Linked DNA regions of Homo sapiens: region 1 is linked to region 2. A link is a loop called in an ENCODE intact Hi-C map of the cell type or tissue named here. Cell type or tissue: heart right ventricle. All regions are shown on one strand. Each heading gives the region's core, and the rest is flanking DNA. Links, peaks and the distances in the headings are about the cores only.

Evidence for each region. A loop is a pair of places that touch in the nucleus more often than their neighbours do. Peaks named below come from ENCODE experiments on the same cell type or tissue, not always from the same donor. Only the 100,000 strongest peaks of a DNase experiment are listed, where the experiment ranks them.
Region 1: a loop joins it to region 2, with 2.1 times the contacts of the local background. A loop is called at or near these places in 7 of 110 quality-filtered maps.

Annotation. Positions count from the first base shown.
Region 1 is chr15:81,180,819-81,186,196 of GRCh38, forward strand. It overlaps a transcript of IL16 not described here. Among named protein-coding and RNA genes, the nearest start is that of IL16, 13 kb to the right of the region's middle. In heart right ventricle, for the core only: a CTCF peak has its summit at 2,507 (motif pointing right); DNase peaks (open chromatin) are centred at 2,483, 2,973 and 3,483; H3K4me3 peaks cover 1,734 bases; H3K27ac peaks cover 3,612 bases; H3K27me3 peaks cover 1,475 bases.
Region 2 is chr15:81,242,637-81,248,014 of GRCh38, forward strand. The region is part of intron 2 of IL16 (interleukin 16); the gene reads left to right. Among named protein-coding and RNA genes, the nearest start is that of IL16, 48 kb to the left of the region's middle. In heart right ventricle, for the core only: no CTCF peak of the experiment used is centred there; no DNase peak of the experiment used is centred there.

The sequences.
Region 1 (5,378 bases), core at 198-5,197, 62 kb before region 2:
TACATCTTATTTTATCACATCATCTTAATTTCTTTTCTTTTCTGTCTTTCTTTTTTTTTTTTTTTTGAGACAAAGTCTCACTTTGTCACCCAGGCTGGAGTGCAGTGGCACGATCTTGGCTCACTGCAATGTCCACCTCCTGGATTCAAGCAATTCTCCTGCCTCAGCCTCCCGAGTAGCTGGGATTACAGGCACATGCCACCACACCTGGCTAATTTTTGTATTTTTAGTAGAAATGGGGTTTCGCCATGTTGGCCAGGCTGGTCTTGAACTCCTGACCCCAGGTGATCCACCCACCTTGGCCTCCCAAAGTGCTGAGATTACAGGTGTGAGCCACGGTGTCTGGCCTCACATCATCTTAATATCTGCAGAGTACTCCCAGAATTTATCTAGCCTATTGCTTATTGTTGCTGCCATTGGGTACGACTAAAATGCAAGGCCAGTTTCTGGCCCTCACAGTGCTCCTGGCACAGCTGCAGCATCCTGCAGTTTCAGAGCCTAGGCAGTTCATTCAATAATCAGAGTAAGGAAGGGTCAGGAAGTGCCAGTGTAGGGTCCCCACCCTCACCCAGGGGTGATGATGGCTCTCAGGGAGCTGTTCTGACTCCAGGTGCTGATAGCAGAGTTTCTCTGGCAACCTGTAGCACTGCCTTGAGAAATGATTATCTAAAGTATATTTGCATGGGGGTGAGGGGTGCAGAGGGAGTACGAGAGTCACAGTGTCTTGGCAGTGGATTGAGCAGAGTGATGGTGATGCCAGTGGCCACGACTCTTTGGAGCCCTGAGTGGTAGCAGTGATATTGAGGCCAGAGGCACCACGGCAGGGGGCCCATCCCAGAAAGACCTGGGGCCCTTGGCTGGTGACAGATAACTCAGGGACTAGACCAGGATCTGTCTCACTTGCTTTCCTGGTAAGTTTTTCTCTCTATCAAACAGAGCAGGTTTTCCCTCCCATTCAGTCTCACATTGCTATGTCCAGAAAATCATCACACTCTTCCACCAGAGGGGTGGATATTACTTTCTCAGTTTTCAGTTTTGTTTGCCCACTCACTGTATATTCTTTTGGTCTTTCCAATGGTGATCCAAGGATTTATTTAACCCAGCAGTCAAATTGGTCATTTTAAATAATAGTACATCTTGTCCAAGTCCAAAAATAAAATGTCCTGGTATGAGAAGGCAAGCGGAGGAAATTGGGTAGAGTAGGCTGAAAATGTTTTATAGCACCATTACCCGGAGCCCAAGCCCCTTTTTCATTTATCCCTTTTTTGTCCCGGCATGGCAGGAGTCAGAGCGCCTTCTGTTTGTCTTGATTAAAGTCAGCCTCCACCTTCCCCCGAGCCCAGTTGCCCTTCTCAGGACACAGGCTGCATTCACCATGGGTCTCTCTGCCCAAGCTCTTTGCAGATTTTATGAAAGGCGTTTTCACTTGGATTAAACAGGCGCTGTGTTTGTGTGTGGTGTGTGTGAAGGAGAAAATGAATCACTTCAACTTTGGGCAAGGATTTTAGGTGTAGTGTTTGTCCCATGCAATTACATAAACACACCAGAACTCATTAAAAAAAAAAAGTAGAAGAGGGGGGCAGAGATTCAAGTGCTTGCGATGATCTAAACAGTGCGGCACATTTTCCATACATTAGACCTCAGAAAGGGTTGTGTTCTGCCCTCTCACAACAGACTCCAAGTCCAAAGGAAAGTTTGAGGTTTTACATTTCTGTTTGTGGTACAGGAAAAGGCTTATGCTCTGAGGGCTTGATTCAGTGAAATAACATTGCCTTTATACACATTTGCTTCTCAAGGAGGGCAGGAGTTGGAAGCGACCGTTGTGAAACGTTAAAGATTTTCTGGCAGAGGGAAAGGGATTTTTTTTTTCTCCCTCCCTGCCGAGGAAAAAACAGTTCTAACGAGGAGTTACTTTGTAGTTTTAACTCATATTCAAATACTCCCAGCCGAGAAGCTGCCATCGATCCTCCCATGGACCCCTGATCCTGGTTTGGAGGAACTTTTCACAGCTCTCTCTCCCTCCCTCAAACCCTGTGCAATGAGTTTGCAGAAGAGAGTCTTCCCGAGAAGGCAGAACGGTGAGTGGAGCTCCTTCTCCTATCCCAGGGGACTCAGGGGAGGTTGGAATGGAGGGGTGGACCCTTCCTGACATCCTCCCAGGGGAATGGAAGCATGGTTTTGGTCCCACTGTGTAGTATATGAGTGAGTGTGTGTGTGCACACGTGTGAGTGTGTGTGCACACGTGTAAGTGTGTGCACACGTGTGCTACAATAGGACACAATGCCTGTCTTTGCAGAGGCTGGCTGAGTGCTCACCAAGTGCTTGGCAGAGAGTTCGGGAAGGGCAATTGCAGGACCCCCACAGGGGAGGAGAGTGAACCCTGGCCAGGGCAATGGTTTTCCATGTGCCCCGGCTTCCTCTTCAAGGGGCAGAGGCATCAGTGTCTAAAACGCTAGCTGTCAGGGTCCCCACCAGTTCCGCTCCAGTTTCAGCAGAAGCAGAACAGAAGAGGGAGCTGCTCAGCTCCGGGAGAAGTGAACGGAGTGCTGGTCTCTGGAGCAGATCTGAGAACTGGGAGGGGCCTCCATCCAGATCCCCTACCTTCCTGCAGGTACAGCCCAACAGATGAGAGCATTTCTTATTAAAATCTTCTTCTTTTGCTCTGGAAACATAAACAGGCATCAGGGCAGAACGTTTTAACCCTTCTGCCCAACTTTTAAAGTTAACACTGGCGAAACTTCAGCTCTGTTGCAACTTTGGCATAAGAGAGTAAACACATGGTTTTCCTTAAAAAGGAGAAGTAAGCAAGTCAAAGGCATATTCTGACTTTTCTAGCTACAGAAAGATATGGCTAGAACCCTGGCATCTACTTGCTTAGGTTGCATTAAGGCATCCGCTGAAGTCTGAAGAAAGGCAGTGGGGTGTAGGGAATAAGAACCTGGGCCATGGGGCGTGGCCACCTGGGATGGAATCTTGGCTCTGAGGGTAACAGGCTCCTTGATCTTGGAAAAGGCATTCAAAGGCTCACTTTCCTCCTTTGCAAAACGGTGGTCATAAATTCTTACCTCAGAGGACGGCAGAAACAATAACTAAGATAAAGTGTGTGAAATGACCCAAATGGCATGTACGTATTCAGAGGATATGTCAGCTCTCCTAAGCAGGCTGCTCCCCTCTTCTCTCACAGCAACCATCATAGATATACAGGCTTGAGGATGAAGAAAAGAGTGCTTGAGGGCCCAAAGTAGCCCTGGCTCTTCGTATAGCAGAAAGTAGGGTGAGCATTCAGGCGGCCTCCCTTTGGAGGCAGATGACATGGATGCATTTACTTCCACTGGGGATCTTCGAGGGTGGGACTTGACCTGGTGTTTACTAGGTGCTCCGTGTTTGGTGAAACCATTTTATTCACTCTGATTCACAGGGAGGTCTTACCACTTCCTACCCTGGCTGCACTGCCTTTGGTTGGGTTTCCCTGGTAACAGATGGTGAGACAGAGATTTGCGCATAGGAAGTTCATTGGTGTGTGCTCTGGGAACAACACCAGCGTGGGGTGAGGGAGACAGAACCAGACAGATGGAGAAGTTGGGCTGTGATGCAGTTGCAACACTGGCCTCAGCGGATCCAGGGGATCTTATGGGGTTTTGTATCCCTGCAGTGACCAGTCATTGCTTGTGGGCTGCCCCTGGAATCCAGGCATAACCTTGGGTGAGGCAACTGTCTTTGGCTGAAGGCAGTTTCCCGAGAGGGACTCAGTTGTGAGTTGTCACAGGCAACACTTATGTCAGCTGTGGGAATGAACACCTCGGTCCAGGGGTGAGGAGCTTATCCGGGCGATGCCCCATCAACTACTCAATACATTTGACACAGTGCCTTCTTTCTCTGAGTTAGGCTGTTAGAAGATTGGGCATTCACATGCAGGGACACCTGTCCAGTTAAATCCTTGCATAGAAGTGTGCCTTTGGATAAGCCCCTTTCCATATCTGGGACTCAGTGTCCCTGTCTATAAAGTGGATGGAAGGGTGTTGGACTAGACATGGCCTCTAAAAACACTCCAGCTCTGCTATTTCACATGTGCAGATTCTGAGCATGTGGTCATGGTGGTTGGATGTGTCCTCAATAATAGTTGGGTCCTGTGGTCTCCACCATAGGTGCCTTGACTCCTTCTGCTGGGAAATAGGAATCGAGTCACCTGGGGATCCTTGGGACTTGGCCCCTGTCAGCAAGGAGGGGCTGGGCCTGTGGGAAGCAGAGGGAGGCTCTGCATAGGGCTGGAGGGTGGGGCGTAGGGTTTGAGGAGGATTCTGCTGCACACCTTCCCCCACCATCCCCCCAACGTCTCTCCAATAAAAAAAGTAAAACCACATGACACACTGCCATATGTCTTTGATAGTTAAGAGCTATGTAATGTTGCCCGGGACAAGCATGGATATAGTTTTATTACTCTCCGTCTCCTCCTAATTTCCTATTTACTTTTCAATATACAAAGAGTGAAATCACTTTCCCAAACACTTGGAATTCATTTTCATTGCTTTTTTTCTTTTCTTTTCCTTTTTTTTTTTTTGACAGGATCTCATCTGTCGCCCAGGCTAGAGTGCAGTGGCATGATCATGGCTCACTATGGCCTCAACCTCCTGGGTTCAAGTAGTTCTCCCACCTCACCCTCCTTAGTAGCTGAGACTACAGGAGCGTGCCACCATGCCTGGCTAAATTTTATTTTTTTGTAGAGATGGAGTCTTCCTATGTTGCTCAGGCTGGTGAGCCACTGTGCCCAGCCTGGAATTTATTTTCAACAAATTATTTATTTAGAGTATTCTAGGCTTCAAGCACTGTGCTGGGCTCTGGGGATCTAATGGGACACATTAAACAAACAACTGTACACACATAAATATAACGGCAAAGAGGGTTAAGTTCTATGGGAGGCTGTAACAGGGAACTGGCCTAGTCTGGCAGATCAGCGTGGGGCTTCCCTGAGGAGGTGCTATTTGAGTTGTTTTCTGAAGGGTGTGTGGGAGTTACACTGGGGCAGAGATGGAGAAGCAAATGGGCGAATTGTAGAATAGGGATGGGAAAAGAAAGTGTTTTAAATCTTACCAGCTTAACCTAGCCACTGTGAGTTTTTTAAGTGTACATCCATCCAGTCTGTTTTTCTTGCAGCATCTTAAACAAATTATGGTGACTTGTTAGCTAAGGGAATAAGATCTTTTTGCTGGTGGGGCAAGGTTTTGCCTGTGTATCAGCCAGTTGTCTCTGTTCCCCACATCTGGCAGCCAACCCCTCAGTGTGCATCCCTCACTACCAGAGGCCTCGCCCTGAACCCTGGAAAGCCCTCAGTAATACCAGCAGCTCCCTCTTCCTGAGTGCTTTCAGCACCAGGCATTGAT
Region 2 (5,378 bases), core at 188-5,187:
TAGACAACAACATCATCAACAAACAAGGACAGTTTTATTTCTTCCTTTCTGATCTTTATGCTTTTTATTTTCTTTTGTTTCCTTATTGTAGTAAGTAGAACTTCCAGTAGTATGTTGAATGAGAGTGTTGAGATTGGGCATTCTTTCTTTGTCCCCAGTCTTGGTGAAAACGTTTAGTTTTCATTATTAATTATGGTTTTAGCCACAGGTTTTTTGCAGATGTTCTTTATGAGGTTGAAGATATTCTCCTCTAGTCCTAGTGTACTGACAGCTTTTAATCATGATTGGGTACTTAATTTGGTCAAAAAATTTTTTTGCATTCATTGATATGATCATGTGATTCTTCTTGTTTAGCCTATTAATAGAGTGAATAACATCAATTGATTCTTGAATATTGAGCCATCCTTGCATTCCAAGAATAATTCCACTTGGTCATCATGTATAATTCTTTTCATATATTGATGAATTCAATTTGCTAACATTTTGCTTATATATTAGCTATATAAGTATATATATATATATATATATTTTTTTTTTTTTTTTTTTTTTTTTTTTTTGAGGCAAGGTCTTGCTCTGTCACCCAGGCTGGAGTGCAGTGGCACAATCATGGCTCACTGCAGTCTTCACCTCTCAGGCTCAAGAAATCCTCCCACCTCAGCCTCTCAAATGGCTGGGACCATAGGCATGTGCCACCATGCCTGGCTAATTTTTATTTTCTTAGTTTTTTTTGTAGAGAGAGAATTTTGCCATGTTGCCCAGTCTGGTTTCAAACTCCTGAGCTCAAGCAATCCACCTGCCTCAGTCTCCCAAAGTGCTGTTGTTATAGGCATGAGCCACCATGTCTGGCCATGCATCTATATTTATGAAGACTATTGGCTTGTAGTTTTCTTTTTTTGTAAATCTTTGTCTGGTTTTGGTACCAAGATAATATTAGCTTAATAAGATGAATTGGGATGTATTTTCTGCCATTTTCTGGAAAAGACTGTGTACAATTTATGTTAATTCTTTAAATGTTTGATAGAATTCTTCAGTAAAGCCATCTGACCCTAGAGGTTTATCATTTGGAAGTTTTGAAATTACAAATTCAATGTTCTTAATAGTTATAGAACTATTCAAATTATGTTTTTCATATTTGTAGAGTTGTGGTAGTTTGTGCTTTTTGAGGAATTGGTACATTTCATTTAGTACATTTATGTGTGTAGAGTGGTTTGTAGCATTTCATTATTATCCTTCAGAAGTCTTCAGGGTTTGTAGTGATAGCTTCTCTTTTATTTCTGATATTAGTAATTTGTGTCTTCTATTTTTTATTGTTTTAATGTTGCAGTCTTGCTAGAGGTTTGTTTCATTGATTGTCTCTATAAAAAATCTTGTATAGCTTTTTTAGTTGTTGTTGTGGGCTTTACATTATATAGACATAACTCATTATAGTCTACTAGTGATCATTTTACCAATTCAAGTGAAGTGTAGCAAACTTATTTCCCTTTACCTACCTCGTTTATGCTATAATTGTCTTAAAATATTTCCTTTACATACACTTAAAACCACATCACAGTGTTAACATTTTTTGCTTCAACCATCAAATACAACTTAGAAAACTCAAGAGAAGAAAAGTCTATTGTATTTACTCATATTTTGTTTGCCATGTGTTTTTCCTTCCTGACGTTTTAAGATTCTTTTTGTTTGTTTGTTTGTTTTCCTTCTGTTTCGTGAATGTGCTTTAGCTGTTTTTTTGGGATAGTTCTGGTGGTGACAAATTCTATTCATTTTCCTTCATCTCAGAATCTCTTAATTTCTCTTTCATTTCAGAAAAAAATATTTTTTGCTACATAAAGGACCTTAGGCTGACAATTTTTTTCTTCCATTACTTAAAAATATACCACATCCTTCTGTCCTCTTTCAGATAAGAAATCTACTGTCATCTGAATTGAGTTTCCTTTATAATTAATGTGTTATTTCTTTCAGCTTGTTTTTAAGATAATTTTATGTGTCTAGTTTTTAAAGTTAAATTATAATGGGCTTTTATGTATGTTTCTTTGGATTTATTGTTTGGAATTCTCTAAGCTTCTTGAATCTGTAATTTCATCTCTTTTCCTAAATTTGTGAAGTGCTCAGCCATTATTTATGAATCCCATTCTCTTTCTCTCTCCTTCCACAACCCTATGACACAAATGTTAGCTCTTTTGTTATAGTATCACAGATCCCTGAGGCTTGGTTCATTTTTTTCCCAGTCTATTTTTCTCTGTCTTGTTCAGATTGAGTAATTTCTGTTATTCCGTATTCTGATTAATTGATTCTTTCCTCTGTCCCCTGAGTTCATTCCTTTAGTTTATTTTGATAATTATATTTTTTAGTGATAAGGTTTCCACTTGATTCTTCATATCTTCTATTTATTTGTTGAAACTTTCTTTTTCATTGTTTTGAGCATGTTTGCAATTGCTTATTTAAAACATTTTATGACAGCTGCCTTAAAATCTTTGTCAAATATTTCTATATTTTCTATCATCTCAGTGTTGGCATCTATTGATGGTTTTTCTTCTATCCTGTTCAAAATATTTCTGGGGTTTGGTATGATTAGTAATTTTCAATTGAATCCTGGACTTTTAAAAATTGTTATGAGGCCCTGGATCTTATTCAAACCTTCCATTTTAGCTGCCTTTGACATTATTCTTGCGAGTGTGGGGAAGGGGCCACCATTTGTTACTGCCAGGTAAAGGTAGAAGTCCAGCTTCCCCATTCGGTCTTTGTTGACACCCAAGGTGAGGGACTTCTCATTAATGTTGTATAGAGATGTGATTTACAGTTCTCCAGATGTTTTACACTAAGGCTGTGGGTGAAAAGGGCTTTTTGCCGTATGGCAGGATGAAAGTCCCATCGCTCTACTCAGCCTTCTCTGACAGTACCCCAACGGCCGGGTTGGAGTAAGTTGTTACTACCTGGGAAAGATGGAAGTCTAGCCACTGCTGGCATGGGTGGGACAGGGCCCCATTTTTCTTTGGTGGAGTGGAGCAGTTATTGTCTAATGTTTTCTGTCTCGCTGAACAGTCCCTTCATGGTCTTTTGGCTAGAGAGATCAGACTTTTGTTTTGGCTTTTTTTTTTTTTTTTTTTTTTTTGCCTGTACCTACTGGCAATTCCAGATTGCCAGCTGCAATTCTGGAATACATGAGGCAAAAGAATTCCTAGAGAAGTCATCTTGTCATTCCTTGGGTACCAAGGTTCCTATCTGATCTGTCTTCTTGCTACCTTTCAGAGTCTTCTTATGTTTGTTTAACATCAAATATCTAGAGTTTTTAGTTGTACTTACTGGGAGAAATAGGGAAAAGTCTGTCTACTCCATCTTCCCAGAGTGGAACTGCAATTTATTTTTGTTCATTGTTGTTATATTCAGCATCTTCAGGCTCTTTGCAAATCTTTTATCTATAGATTTTATTTTCTACATAATCATATCATCTATGAATAATAATGGTTTTGTTTCTTCAAACCACCTTTCTTTTAATTTTTTACAAGCCTGTAAAAATTAAAGAAACAGAGTGGTTTTAACTCTTTCCGCAAAGAAGTTTGCCACCCTTCTAAAATGCGAGAGTTTTATGAATTTTAACATATGCAGGGTCGTGGAACCACCACCACAATCAGGATACTGAAGAGTTGGTTCTGTCACCTTCGAAAGTTCCCTTAGGCTGCCCTTTTGTCCTCCAACCATCTCCCCACCCCTAACCCCTGGCAACCACTTACTTTTCTATTCTCTCTTTCTTTTTCTGCCTTTTTCAGATAGCGTATAAAATGAATACATACACTTTGTGATCTTTTAAGATAATTTTTCTTCTTAATCTGTTAAAGTGGTAAATGATTTCATTTATTTTCCAGTGTTCAACAAATCTTTGAATCCCTGGATTCAGTCGACTATGATTTTATTTGTAATTTTTATATTCATGAGTGTGATGGCCTTGGAATTTTTCTCCTGTACTGGTTCCAAGGTTACACTGACCTCACACTGATACCATGCTCATCTCTTTTACTGATATCAATGTTTTCTTTTTACTTGCCAGGTAACTAAGTTTGCCACCCTTCTAAAATGTGAGGTGTGGTTTCTCATTATCTACATTCTGGAATTCGTATTCTAGGTTTGGAATTATTTATTTCTTCAATGATTTATAGAACTTACTGTTTAAAACCATCTGGTACCAGTGTTTTCTTTGTGGAAAGAGTTAAAACCACTCTGTTTCTTTAATTTTTACAGGCCCCTAAAAGTTTCCTTGTCTTTCTTGAGTTGATTTTGATACAGTTTATTTTCCTCAGAACTTTCTCATTTAATCTAGTTGTTCAAATTTATGCTATACAGTTATTTGTAATATCTTCTTGTCATCTTTTAATCTTTACTGTATTTGTAATTGTGTCCCCTTTCAACCCTCATTTTATTTGTGTTTTCTTTCTTTTCTTTTCCTTTTTTTTTTTTTTTTTTTTGATCTTGAGTGACCTTGCTGGAGCGTCATCAGTATTTTAAAATCTTTTCACAGAACCAGCTTATAATTTTGTCAACTCCCCTATTATACGTGTATTTTTATTTAATAAATTTTGTCCATATCTTTATCGTTTTCTCTACTTTCTTTGATGATTAGCCCATTATTTTCAGCTTTTCTTCCTTTTTAATATAAGCACTTGAGATAACTTTTCCTGTAAGCACTGTTTTATCTTTAGCTGCATTCCACAAGATTTAATATGTAAAATTTTATTATCATTCAGTTCTAAATGCCTTTAAATTTCCAGTATGATTTCTTCTTTGACCCATGAGTTATTTGGAGGTATGTTTCTTGATTTTCAAATATGTAGTTATTTTCCAGTTACCTCGAAGACAAAAATCAAAACCTTTTTCTTTTCGAGTAACTACATATTCACAAGAAGTTGCAAAGATAGTACAGAGAAATCTCATGTACCCTTCACCCAGTTTTCCCCATTGGTTCCCTCTTACATAACTATAGTAAAACATCAAAACCACAAATTTGACATTGCTATGGTGTGTGTGTAGTTCTATGCTATTTTATCACTTGTAACCTCTACTTCAGCGAAGATACCAAAGTGCTCCCTCGCCACTAAGATCTCCCTAATGCCACCCTTCAGAATCACACCCCACCCCTCTTCCCACCATCCTTAACCTCTAGCAGCAACTCATCTGTTTTCTCTCTCCCCAGTTAACATTTTTAAGTGCCTTATAATTAATTGTGGTGTTGTCAGAAAGCATGGAGTGGGTCATTCCAGTTATTCAGAATTGTTGAGAATTATTTGATGACCCCGTATAAGATTATTTTCATATTTTGTTTATGTTTAAAGAGACATTGTATATAGCTATTAACCTTACTGCTTTTTGTCTGCTTGATCTATCAG